Linked DNA regions of Homo sapiens: region 1 is linked to region 2. Evidence: read pairs that join two places in POLR2A ChIA-PET (ENCODE). Cell type or tissue: HepG2. All regions are shown on one strand. Each heading gives the region's core, and the rest is flanking DNA. Links, peaks and the distances in the headings are about the cores only. Region 1 overlaps CDCA8 (cell division cycle associated 8). Region 2 overlaps SNIP1 (Smad nuclear interacting protein 1).

What was found. Peaks named below come from ENCODE experiments on the same cell type or tissue, not always from the same donor. Only the 100,000 strongest peaks of a DNase experiment are listed, where the experiment ranks them.
Region 1: POLR2A ChIA-PET joins it to region 2 with 5 read pairs; 3 of 35 experiments call an interaction of 5 or more read pairs at or near these places.

What each region holds. Positions count from the first base shown.
Region 1 is chr1:37,707,996-37,713,346 of GRCh38, forward strand. It overlaps CDCA8 (cell division cycle associated 8), which reads left to right. Exons shown (of 10, transcript NM_001256875.2): 10 at 327-1,724. The coding sequence ends at 371. Among named protein-coding and RNA genes, the nearest start is that of CDCA8, 18 kb to the left of the region's middle. RefSeq lists a silencer at 3,548-3,748. In HepG2, for the core only: no CTCF peak of the experiment used is centred there; no DNase peak of the experiment used is centred there.
Region 2 is chr1:37,532,213-37,537,587 of GRCh38, forward strand. SNIP1 (Smad nuclear interacting protein 1) reads right to left here. Exons shown (of 4, transcript NM_024700.4): 4 at 2,237-5,375. LOC105378649 (a long non-coding RNA gene) reads left to right here. Exons shown (of 3, transcript XR_947190.3): 2 at 1,675-1,771. Among named protein-coding and RNA genes, the nearest start is that of SNIP1, 19 kb to the right of the region's middle. RefSeq lists an enhancer at 1,454-2,653. In HepG2, for the core only: no CTCF peak of the experiment used is centred there; DNase peaks (open chromatin) are centred at 559 and 2,399.

The DNA.
Region 1 (5,351 bases), core at 1-5,000, 180 kb after region 2:
GGGACAAGGCGGGGCTGGTTTCCTAAACCTGTCTTTCTGAACATAGGCCCAGTGCTGAGATCCCACACACACCTAGCCACCCAAATCTTGTGACTGTCATCCTCTAGCTAGATCTATTGCAATGTTCTTCTCAAATCTATGATACCTTTACTGTCTCACTTGAGTTGTTATTTTACTCCCTTGTTCAGATGAGAAACAGGTTCAGAAAGGTGAATTCATGTGTGATACAGATAGAGAATGGAGGGGCTCAGGCTGACTGTGGGAGGCCAAGGGGCAAGCCTGCCAAGTGACATCTTCTACAATGACCTCTCTCCTTTTCTTTTTAGAACCGTCTCGCCCAAATCTGCAGCAGCATACGGACCCACAAATGAGACACCAAAGTTGACAGGATGGACTTTTAATGGGCACTTCTGGGACCCTGAAGAGACTTCTTCCCTTCAGGCTTATTGTTTGAGTGTGAAGTTCCAGAGCAAGGAGCCATGTTCCTCTAAGGGAATTCAGGAATTCAGACGTGCTAGTCCCACACCAGTTAGGTAGAGCTGTCTGTTCACCCTCCCATCCCAGCTGATCCCAGTCACTGCTTGCTGGGGCCATGCCATGGAAGCTTCCCATCAGTCTCCCAGCTGAATCCTCCCTGCTCTCTGAGCTGCTGCCTTTTGCCTCCTGCAACTCAACATCCTCTTCACCCTGCCCTGCCTGCAGTTGAGGGGGCGAAGAAGAACCCTGTGTTCTCAGGAAGACTGCCTCCACCACCGCTACCCAGAGAACCTCTGCATCTGGCATTTCTGCTCTCTATGCTTGAGACCGGGAGGTTTAGGCTCAGATAAGTGAGCTCTGGGCCATGAGAGGGTAGGTCCAGAAGGTGGGGGGAACTGTACAGATCAGCAGAGCAGGACAGTTGGCAGCAGTGACCTCAGTAGGGAACATGTCCGTCTACCCTCTCGCACTCATGACACCTCCCCCTACCAGCCCTCCTCTTCCTCCTCCTCCTCCTCCTGTGGGAGGTGGTCAGTGGGACTTAGGGATCTTTCACCTGCTGTGCCCAGTAGTTCTGAAGTCTGCTTGTGGAGCAGTGTTTTATGTTTATCCCTGTTTACTGAAGACCAAATACTGGTTTGGAGACAACTTCCATGTCTTGCTCTTCTACCTCCCTAGTTAGTGGAAATTTGGATAAGGGAACTGTAGGGCCCAGATTCTGGAGGTTTTATGTCATTGGCCACAGAATAACTGTCTCTAAGCTATCCATGGTCCAGTGGTCCCTGCCAAGTCTGTAGACTTCAGAGAGCACTTCTCTCTTATGGGGTTCATGGGAACAGGGGTGGGTGTGACTTGCTTGGTGGCCTCATTCCATGTGTGCCTGTGCCTGGGGCATGGACTTTGTTAAGCAGAGTCAGCAGTGAGGTCCTCATTCTCCAGCCAGCCTCTCTGCCCTGGAGAATCATGTGCTATGTTCTAAGAATTTGAGAACTAGAGTCCTCATCCCCAGGCTTGAAGGCACATGGCTTTCTCATGTAGGGCTCTCTGTGGTATTTGTTATTATTTTGCAACAAGACCATTTTAGTAAAACAGTCCTGTTCAAGTTGTATTCTTTTAAGTTCTTTTATTCTCCTTTCCCTGAGATTTTTGTATATATTGTTCTGAGTAATGGTATCTTTGAGCTGATTGTTCTAATCAGAGCTGGTACCTACTTTCAATAAATTCTGGTTTTGTGTTTTCTTTTGTAATCACTGTTCATCCTGCCTGTCCTCTCCAAGCTGTGCTCTGTGGACTAGGGAGACAGCAATTGTGTGGGAGTCTTTGCACATCTGCTTTTCTCAGATGTGAAAACCTTTGCTTTGGGCAGATTCATTCTGATATCTGAAAGAGGGGCTTACTACAAGATCCAGAGCATCGGTACCTTCAACCCCCAGCAGAGCGCCCCCAACACCTTCATTCCATGAGCTAGAAATTTGTGTCTGGGAGGACAACACCTAGGGTCTCTGTAATTTCCCAGTATAGTAGACTTTTCTTGGCCAGGAACAAAGCGGGGCAAGAGTAATTCGGTGATCATGAGTCTCACTTCCCAAAGTTTCTGAGGCCCTGGCAGATCTGCCTTCCCGGAACTCTCTAGGCTGAAAATGATCAACCTAGAGCTAATGATGCAAGAGGGTTCTGCCTAAAAGAAGACAACCTGGGGGCATACTTAGCCAGGTTATTGGGTATTGACAATTTATAGACTAGGAATCTTCTGGTAGTGACAGCATTTGGAAGAATGGTTACTCAGTGCAAATAAGCAACCCAGACTATATGTCATCAGGCCTAAAGAGCCTGACACCAAGGAAACACTTAGGATCCAACCTGCTTTACCCAGAACCAGGTTCATCCTGTTTCATTCCATCTGCACCACTGCCTAAATCACCTAGTAGGAAATGCATGTTATGTAGCAGGTGCCTAATTAACACCTGGGACTGAGACATGGCAGTTCTTCATTTCATATAAGGGGCTGGCTTGGAAAGTAAAGAGTTCCCCATCCCAGGATTGATTGATTGATTGATTTTTTGAGACAGAGTTTCGCTCTTATTGCCCAGGCTAGAGTGCAGTGGTGAGATCTCGGCTCACTGCAACCTCCACCTCAGGTTCAAGCAATTCTCCTGCCTCAACCTCCCAAGTAGCTGGGATTACAGGTGCACACCACCACGCCTGGCTAAGTTTTGTACTTTTAGTGGAGACAGGGTTTCGCCATGTTGGCCAGGCTGGTCTCCTGACCTCAGGTGATCCACCCACCTCCACCTCCCAAAGTGCTGGGATTACAGGTATGAGCCACTGTGCCCGGCCCCATTCCAGGATTTTTAAAAAAAATTTTGTTTTTTATCATTTGGTATTTTTGTTGATTTATTTTGTAGAACTTATGTCCCCACCATCCCAGGATTTTTAAGTACAGGCTGAACTATGTCACAGGGCTGGGACAAAGACAACCTAAATCTTACTGCCAGCCCCCAGACATACTTTCATACTCGTTGGGTTGGGTTTGGGTTTTTTTTTTTCCCCAAATTAGTTGCTAACCATTTAAATATCGGGCGATTACACAAAGATTGCTAGCCTCTGAAAATAAGATCAGACAGCACGGGCCAACAGTCAGCTGGAGCTCAGTAGCAGCTTTCCTTGGCCCGCAGAGAATCCTCTACCGGTTCAAAGCAATCCTGATGAGATTACTTCTTCCCTTGATGTTACCTGCCTTATCTCTGTAGGCAATTTAGTTTTTACTGTCTGCTGTGGAGAGAAAGCATAGAACAGTAGGGCTGCCCCAGGTTGAAGGGAGAATGGAGGCCTGGAGTCCATCCCCAGGGCCGCTGAGGCAGTTTTAAGGAACCCCAGAGGTCCAGTCAACAGTAGGTTCATTCTTTGTCCTACAGGGCCCCTGTTATTTCCAAAAGCCCTACTTGGGGCTTCCTGTTGAGAAGATTACAAATGTATTATCTTGTGACGAGTTAGATTATATTACTCATATGAAGAGTTAGCTCATGTGCGTGTGTGACAGGACATCACCTAAGCATTTCTCCAAAGCATCAGACATGCCTTTTACCAGGAGGAATTAATATCCCCAGCCTGACCCATGATAATGAGTTCACATACCAATGCAGGGCTTAGCTCCACGATGTATCCCCAAACCTCTGAAAAACAAAGCATGTCTCAGTGCCTACCTGTGTACACACTCTGGTGGGTCCATTTTCTAATTTTACACAGTATCATAGCTGTTGACCCATACCTAAAATTCAGCATGACATATGTACTCAAAACTTTCATAGTAGATACAATTCCTGTGGCTCCAGAAATGGAAGGACTGAGAGACACTCTTCAGAGAGGATTCAATCAGAATTGGGGGCTACACTGGGCTCCCTGCTAAAAGGGGGGTCTGGAATCCAATTTGCTTTGCCTAAGATGCCATCTCCCTTTAAGGGATTAAACATCTCCTCAGCCCTGTATCATCCCTACCTGCATCACCCCACCTGTCAAGCCTCCACCGTCCCCTCCCTGCCAGCTGTAACGTGCACTTCTTGCCTTCTACACTTTGCCATCATCCTTCCCTCAGCTGATATTAGGATCTGCATGGTTCATCTTTCCTGATCCTTGGGTGGTGGATATGGTGGAGGACAAACATACCCTTGGCACCAAGATACCAGCTCCATCTGCAAATTTTCAGTACCCACAAGCACACATACGTCACAATATGCTAAGAACCATCAGGATGGAGACAGGTGACAATCTTCAAGGATACACTCTTCCAATCAAATGCCAAGGTCACCCTGGCAAACCTCCTCCTCTTCACTCTTCATAAGGCCCCAGGTGAGGGTCAAGGAGGAATGCTGGCTGGGAGCAGTGGCTCAAGCCTGTAATCTTAGCACTTTGGAGGGCCGAGGTGGACAGATCACCTGAGGTCAGGGATTCGGGACCAGCCTGGCCAAAACGGCAAAACCCCATCTCTACTAAAAATACAAAAATCAGCCAGGTGTGGTAGAACATGCCTATAATCCCAGCTACTTACTGAGGCAAGAGAATCACTTGGACCCATGAGGCAGAGGGTACAGTGAGCCGAGATCATGCCACTGCACTCCAGCCTGGGTGACAGAGCGAGACTTGTGTCTCAAAAAAAAAAAAAGAAAAAAGAAAAAAGGAATGCTGTGGGGTGGAGGAAGGAAAAGGGGCCCAGGAGAAGCCTAAATGAAAGGGGAGGAAAGGTGCTGCAATGGGGAAACAAGTTTGGTTTTGATTTTTTCATTTTCCTCTTACACTTCTACAAGCAGTCTTGATCAAACATATTCCCTGGAACTAGGCTCGAGATACCCATAATCCGCTCCCAAGATGCTGATAGGCAACATGAGATCATTCATGAGCCCAAACAACTTCTGGCTTCTCTCTGTTGCCCAAAGACCCCAAGGGGCTCAACTAGTAAACTGTGGTGGGAAATATCCTGCAAATAGCAGGATTTTTTCAAGATACTGGCAGACAGTTCCATTTCAATGGCAAAGGGTACAAAGAGATTTAAAGAGAGCTGCAGGTGGTGCAGTGTGAATTTTACTCACATCCTGAGCCGTGGGGCAGAGGTAACGTTAGGAACTGAGATGCCCTCCTGTAAGGTCCAGAACACAGGCTTTGGCTACCAAAGACAGCTAACACACTACCCACTTTCCCCTAGGAGCCCGCTCACACCTCCTCGGGGATGAAGTCAGGCAGAGCCTTCCCCTGAGCCCCAAAACACCTAGAATTCATCCTTATTGCCATGGCGTGGGTACTTTTTACTTAACTGACTCGCCCATTGGGCAGTAAGGCCTTAACTTGCCAGAGCCAGCCATCTAGTATGTGCCTGGTCCATG
Region 2 (5,375 bases), core at 296-5,295:
CGTCTCTACTAAAAATTCAAAAAATCAGCCAGGCATGGTGGCGGGCGCCTGTAGTCCCAGCTACTCAGGAGGCTGAGGCAGGAGAATGGCGTGAACCCAGGAGGCGGAGCTTGCAGTGAGCCGAGATCACGCCACTGCACTCCAGCCTGGGCGACAGAGCGAGACTCCATCTCAAAAAAAAAAAAAAAATTCCAGGGATGGTAGTGTGCTTATAGTCGCAGCTACACAGGAGGCTGAGGCAGGAGGATCACTTGAGCCCAAGAGTGTGAGGCTGCAGTGAACTATAATAGTGCCACTGTACTCTAGCATGGGCAACACAGTGAGACCCAATCTCTAAAAAAAATTGTTTAAGGTTTGGCACAGTGGTTCATGCCTATAATCCCAGCACTTTGGGAGGCTGAGGCAGGAGGATCACTTGAGCTTAGAAGTTCAAGACCAGCCTGGGCAACATAGTGAGAGACCTTGTCTCTACAGAAAAAAAAAAAAAAAAAAAGCCAGGCTGACAGTTGCAGCTGAGGTGGGAGGATTGTTTGAGCCCAAGAGGTCAAGGCTGCAATGAGCTGAGATCACACCACTGCACTCCAGCCTGGGTGACAGAGCAAGACCATGTCTAAAAACAAAAAAAAAAAAAGGAGGGGTGTGTGACCCACTTGTAATCCCAGCACTTTGGGAGGCTGAGGCAGGAGATCACTTAAGCCTAGGAGTTCAAGACCAGCCCTGTCAACACAGGGAGACCCCGTCTCTACAAAAACTTACAAAATTAGCCAGGCGTAGTGGTGTGTGCCTGTTGTCCCAGCTACTTGGGAGGCTGAGGTGCACAGATGACAAGCTCAGGAGATCGAGGCTGCAGTGAGTGGTGCTGTGCCACTGCACTCCAGCCTGGGTGACAAAGAGAGACCCTGTCTCAAAAACATAATAAATTGGCTGGGTGTGGTGGCTCACACTTGTAATCCCAGCACTTTGGGAGGCCGAGGCAGGCGGATCACGAGGTCAGGAGTTCGAGACCAGCCTAGCCAACATGGTGAAACCCTGTCTGTACTAAAAATACAAAAAATTAGCTGGGCGTGGTGGTGTGCACCTGTAATCCCAGCCACTCAGGAGGCTGAGGCACGAGAATCACTTGAACCCAGGAGGCAGAGGTTGCAGTGAGTGGGGATTGCACCACTGCACTCCAGCCTGGGTGACAAAGCAAAAAAAAAAAAAAAAAGAATGTGGCATCTAGAATCAGAGTGACTGGGTCTAAATTCCAGTCCTACCTACCACTGTGACCATAATGTCCCTGTGCCTCAGTTTTCTCATCTGCAAAATGGAACAACCGTTGAAGCCTGTCTTGTTGGGTTGTGAGGATTCAATGAGTTCATGAATGAAGTAGGACAAGTAAAATGCTTAGGACTGTGCCTGGTACATAGAAAGTGCTCAATATTGGCCAGTTTTATTATTGAAGTCTCAGTTTACATGTTCTTTGGCATCCCGTTACTGAATATTTTTCTATTTTTATGAACCAAGATGATGATTTCCAAGTAGCTCTAGCTGTGACTTGGTGAGGTGAGGATTTCCCTAAGCCACCCTCTACTGCAGAAAGTCCCACCTCCTGTGATTTCCTTGAACCCCCTAGTTATGAATTGGGCAGCCTAATGAATCAGTTGTCTTTTCCTTCCTTAACTCTCTGCTAAGCTCTGCAGGCAGGAACAATCCAGCAGGAAGATCACTGAGCCAGGACTGAGGTGATTTCTCATCCCAGGTTTACCACTGACGTGTCATGGGTCTTGAGGTAAACAACTTAATTTATAGGGTCTTATCCACAGTCCACTGCAGTCCTGCTAGTCCCTGGACTGCTCAGTCTGGCATGATGTCCTCCTTTACTACTGACTCCAAATCAAACTATTTTCTAAGGTATACCTCAACTGTCATCTCTTCCACAAGGTGCGGCCCATCTCCAAATTATTTGTTTTTCTTTTTTTTTAAAAGATGAGGTGTCACTATATCACCCAGGCTGGTCTTGAACTCCTGGGCTCAAGTGATCCTCCTGCCTCAGCCTCCCAAGTAGCTGGGACTACAGGCACATACCACCACACCTGGCTATTGCTCCCTTTCTAACTTAGCTGTAAACCAACTGCATAAACTTATGCAACTATTGCTGACTGGATTAATTCACTTTAGAGTAAATGTGAACAACTGTTTTTAGAATTGTTTCCCATTTGATAAATACACTGGAAATTTTACCCAAGAGACCAAATGAAGCTTTACATTCCAAAACTTTAATGTCAATTAAGCAGCCTTTTCACTTGATATAAACTCACATACCCAGGAACACTGTGGGCTCAGAACATTATTTCACAAGCAGGTATTGCTGGCACGTTGTTTGTGTCACGTTTAGATTCCGATTAAATGACATCATTTTGTTCCTCAGATCCTGACATACACAATGAAAGTATTTGAAAGTTACATAACCAGTTGCACTTAATGAGTCATCCTTTGTCAATATTAGAATGAGGGAACCAGGATATGACTAGGAAGAGACTCAAGGGGTAAAATCTGAAGATTCTGTCCCATACCTCTGCAGAATCATGGACCCCCACAGAGGACTTAGGGGAGGGGCTCAGAAGCAAAGGGCTGTTTTGAAAATAGTTTGATTTTGACACAATGATTTGCAGACAAGCCCAGCCACCGTGGAGAAAAGATAGAGAATGAAGAAGTTCCAAATGGCTAAGATGAACATGAACTTCTAAACAGAATGAAAGCTCTAGGATTATGTCCACTTTAAGAAGTCTGCTGGTGATATCTGGCTTTAGAGGCAGGTAATGTCTTTTGACACCCTTTCTTCAAAGAAAGGGGTAAGGGAAAACAAGACCAAAAAAAAAAAAAAACACCTTCTCAGGCCAGGCCTGGTGGCTAACACCTGTAATCCCAGCACTTTGGGAGGCTGAGAGGGGCGGATCACAAGGTCAGGAGTTCGAGACCAGCCTGGCCAATATGGTGAAACCCCATCTCTACTAAAAAAAAATAAAAAATAAAAATTATATATATAAATTAGCCAGGCTTGGTGACAGGTGCCTGTAGTCCCAGCTACTTGGGAGGCTGAGGCAGGAGAATCGCTTGAAACTGGGAGGCGGAGGTTGCAGTGAGCCAAGATGGTGCCACTGCACTCCAGCCTGGGCGACAGAGTGAGACGCCATCTCAAAACAAACAAACCAACAAAAAAACCCACCTTCTCAGATATGTGGCATAAAGAATTTCTTAATCCAGGACGTTATTCCTCTACTAAAATAAAAACTGACTAAACAATTAGGACTTCTTACTGAAAAATGTAGGCAAAGTGGTCATCTATCACAGTGCCCACCAGGATGAAGTTTGTAGCAAAACTCAAGGCTACCACAAAGTAGTGCTACTGCAGCACAGACTGAACAAGGAGATCCTAGAGTAAGATACCAGATTAGTGCTTAAACCCTCAAGAGAAAACCGTCAGTCTGGATCAAGAGAAAAGTTCATCCAAACAAACCTACTTTTCAGACAAGCACATATATATGATCTATGGCACATACCAAAATGAAGAAAATAGCAGTTACAGTGGCCAATGTAGAACACATTCTTCAACTTACCTTTTTTTTTTTTTTCTGAGACAGAGTCTCGCTGTCACCCAGGCTGGAGTGCAGTGGCACAATCTCAGCTCGCTGCAACCTCCACCTCCCGGGTTCAAGCGATTCTCCTGCCTCAGCCTCCCGAGTAGCTGGGATTAAAACAGGCATGTGCCACCACGCCCAGCTAATTTTTGTATTTTTAGTAGAGATGGGGTTTCACCATGTTGGCCAGGTTGGTCTTGAACTCCTGACCTCAGATGATCTGCCCACCTCAGCCTCCGAAAGTGTTGGGATTACAGGCATGAGCCACTGTGCCCATGCCCGGCCCAACTTACGTTTCATCTAATGACCTTATTAAGTGTTCACTTTTCAAAGGATCTTTTAACTTCTTCTGAATGAACATTAGTCAGCTGCCCCTCCCACTAGCCAATCTTTAGCCCTGAGCACACATGGGTATAAAAACAATGGAAAACAATCAAATTTAATAGTATCCTAAGTCTCAACCCAAGAGGAACAATTAGTAGTAACACTGATTGAGCTGCTTCACCACCTTTCCCCACAACCCACCTCCATGTCACCATCTGCTATTCCACTGACTTGGAGGCCAACGATATAACCTGCCCCACAACACTCTAAAACAGCTACCTACTTTTATCTCAAAAGTACTGACAGAAGGCTCCATTAGCAGCAAACAGACCTATGAACACAAGGTCCTCTACGCTAGGAAAGCATTACTCTTTGAAATGGGGCTATATTTACAAATTTTATTTTTTTATCCCAAAAATACATATAAATGAAAACCTGCTCTTCAAATGCAGGGAGGCCTTTGCCTAACATTGTCATATGAAAATCAGTATCAGCTCTTTAACACACAATTTACATATATACATACATACACACTATATGTAAGCAGCAAATACTTTGCTACTTACACATATTCCTCTGGTGGAAAACTAGGACACTGGGAAATTCCCCTGCTTTCCAACCTTGGGAAGGTAAATACAACCTCTCTCAACAACTTTTTAAAGGATGAAATGTGTAGAAACATGTAAACAACACAACCTGCTTTAGATCTATACATGTTATTAGAATAAAGAAAGAACGCTGTCACATCAGTGACAGTTTATTTCTCAAAGAAAAAAAGAGATAACATTTGAATAAAAATGCAAAACTGAAGTACAGTTAATATGATCAAAATTGTTGTGTACATGCTCCATGGAGAAATCAGGAATTCTTTCACAAAGAACAGATCCACAGCCAATTTCAGTCACTTGTGATGCTGAATCAGCACCCACTGGTAGCAACCAGGATCCTTCTGTACAGTCACGGGCTTGAGCAGGTGCCATAAAGCATCTGTTTAAGTTAAACAGTCAATAATGTTTACTGACTGCAGTACATTCCCACCCCCCAAAAAAATAAGTGCAAAATCAACTTCTAAGCTCAAGAGCTCAAACAAGTCAAAGCTTTGGTATATACTGGAGGTTGTTTTGGTGATAACCAAAGCCTAGTAAGATTCTCTGCTCAGGGGTTCGCCCCAAAAGAAAAACACCTGGTCCACAAAGCTTAACACCTATATAAATAAAGTAACTGTACAAAGAGAACAAGCCATGATTTCCCCTTAACCAAGGGTTTATAGTTTCCTAGGCAGCAGTTCTGAAAGCACCAACTAAAACCACAACACTTCTACTAAAACACGGTGTGTTGTAATTGGTGAGACTGTTCTGAAAACAAATGCCTGCAGGCATGTGGCCAAGGTGCCACAGAAAAAGTTTAACAAACATTAGTCAGTGTATTCAA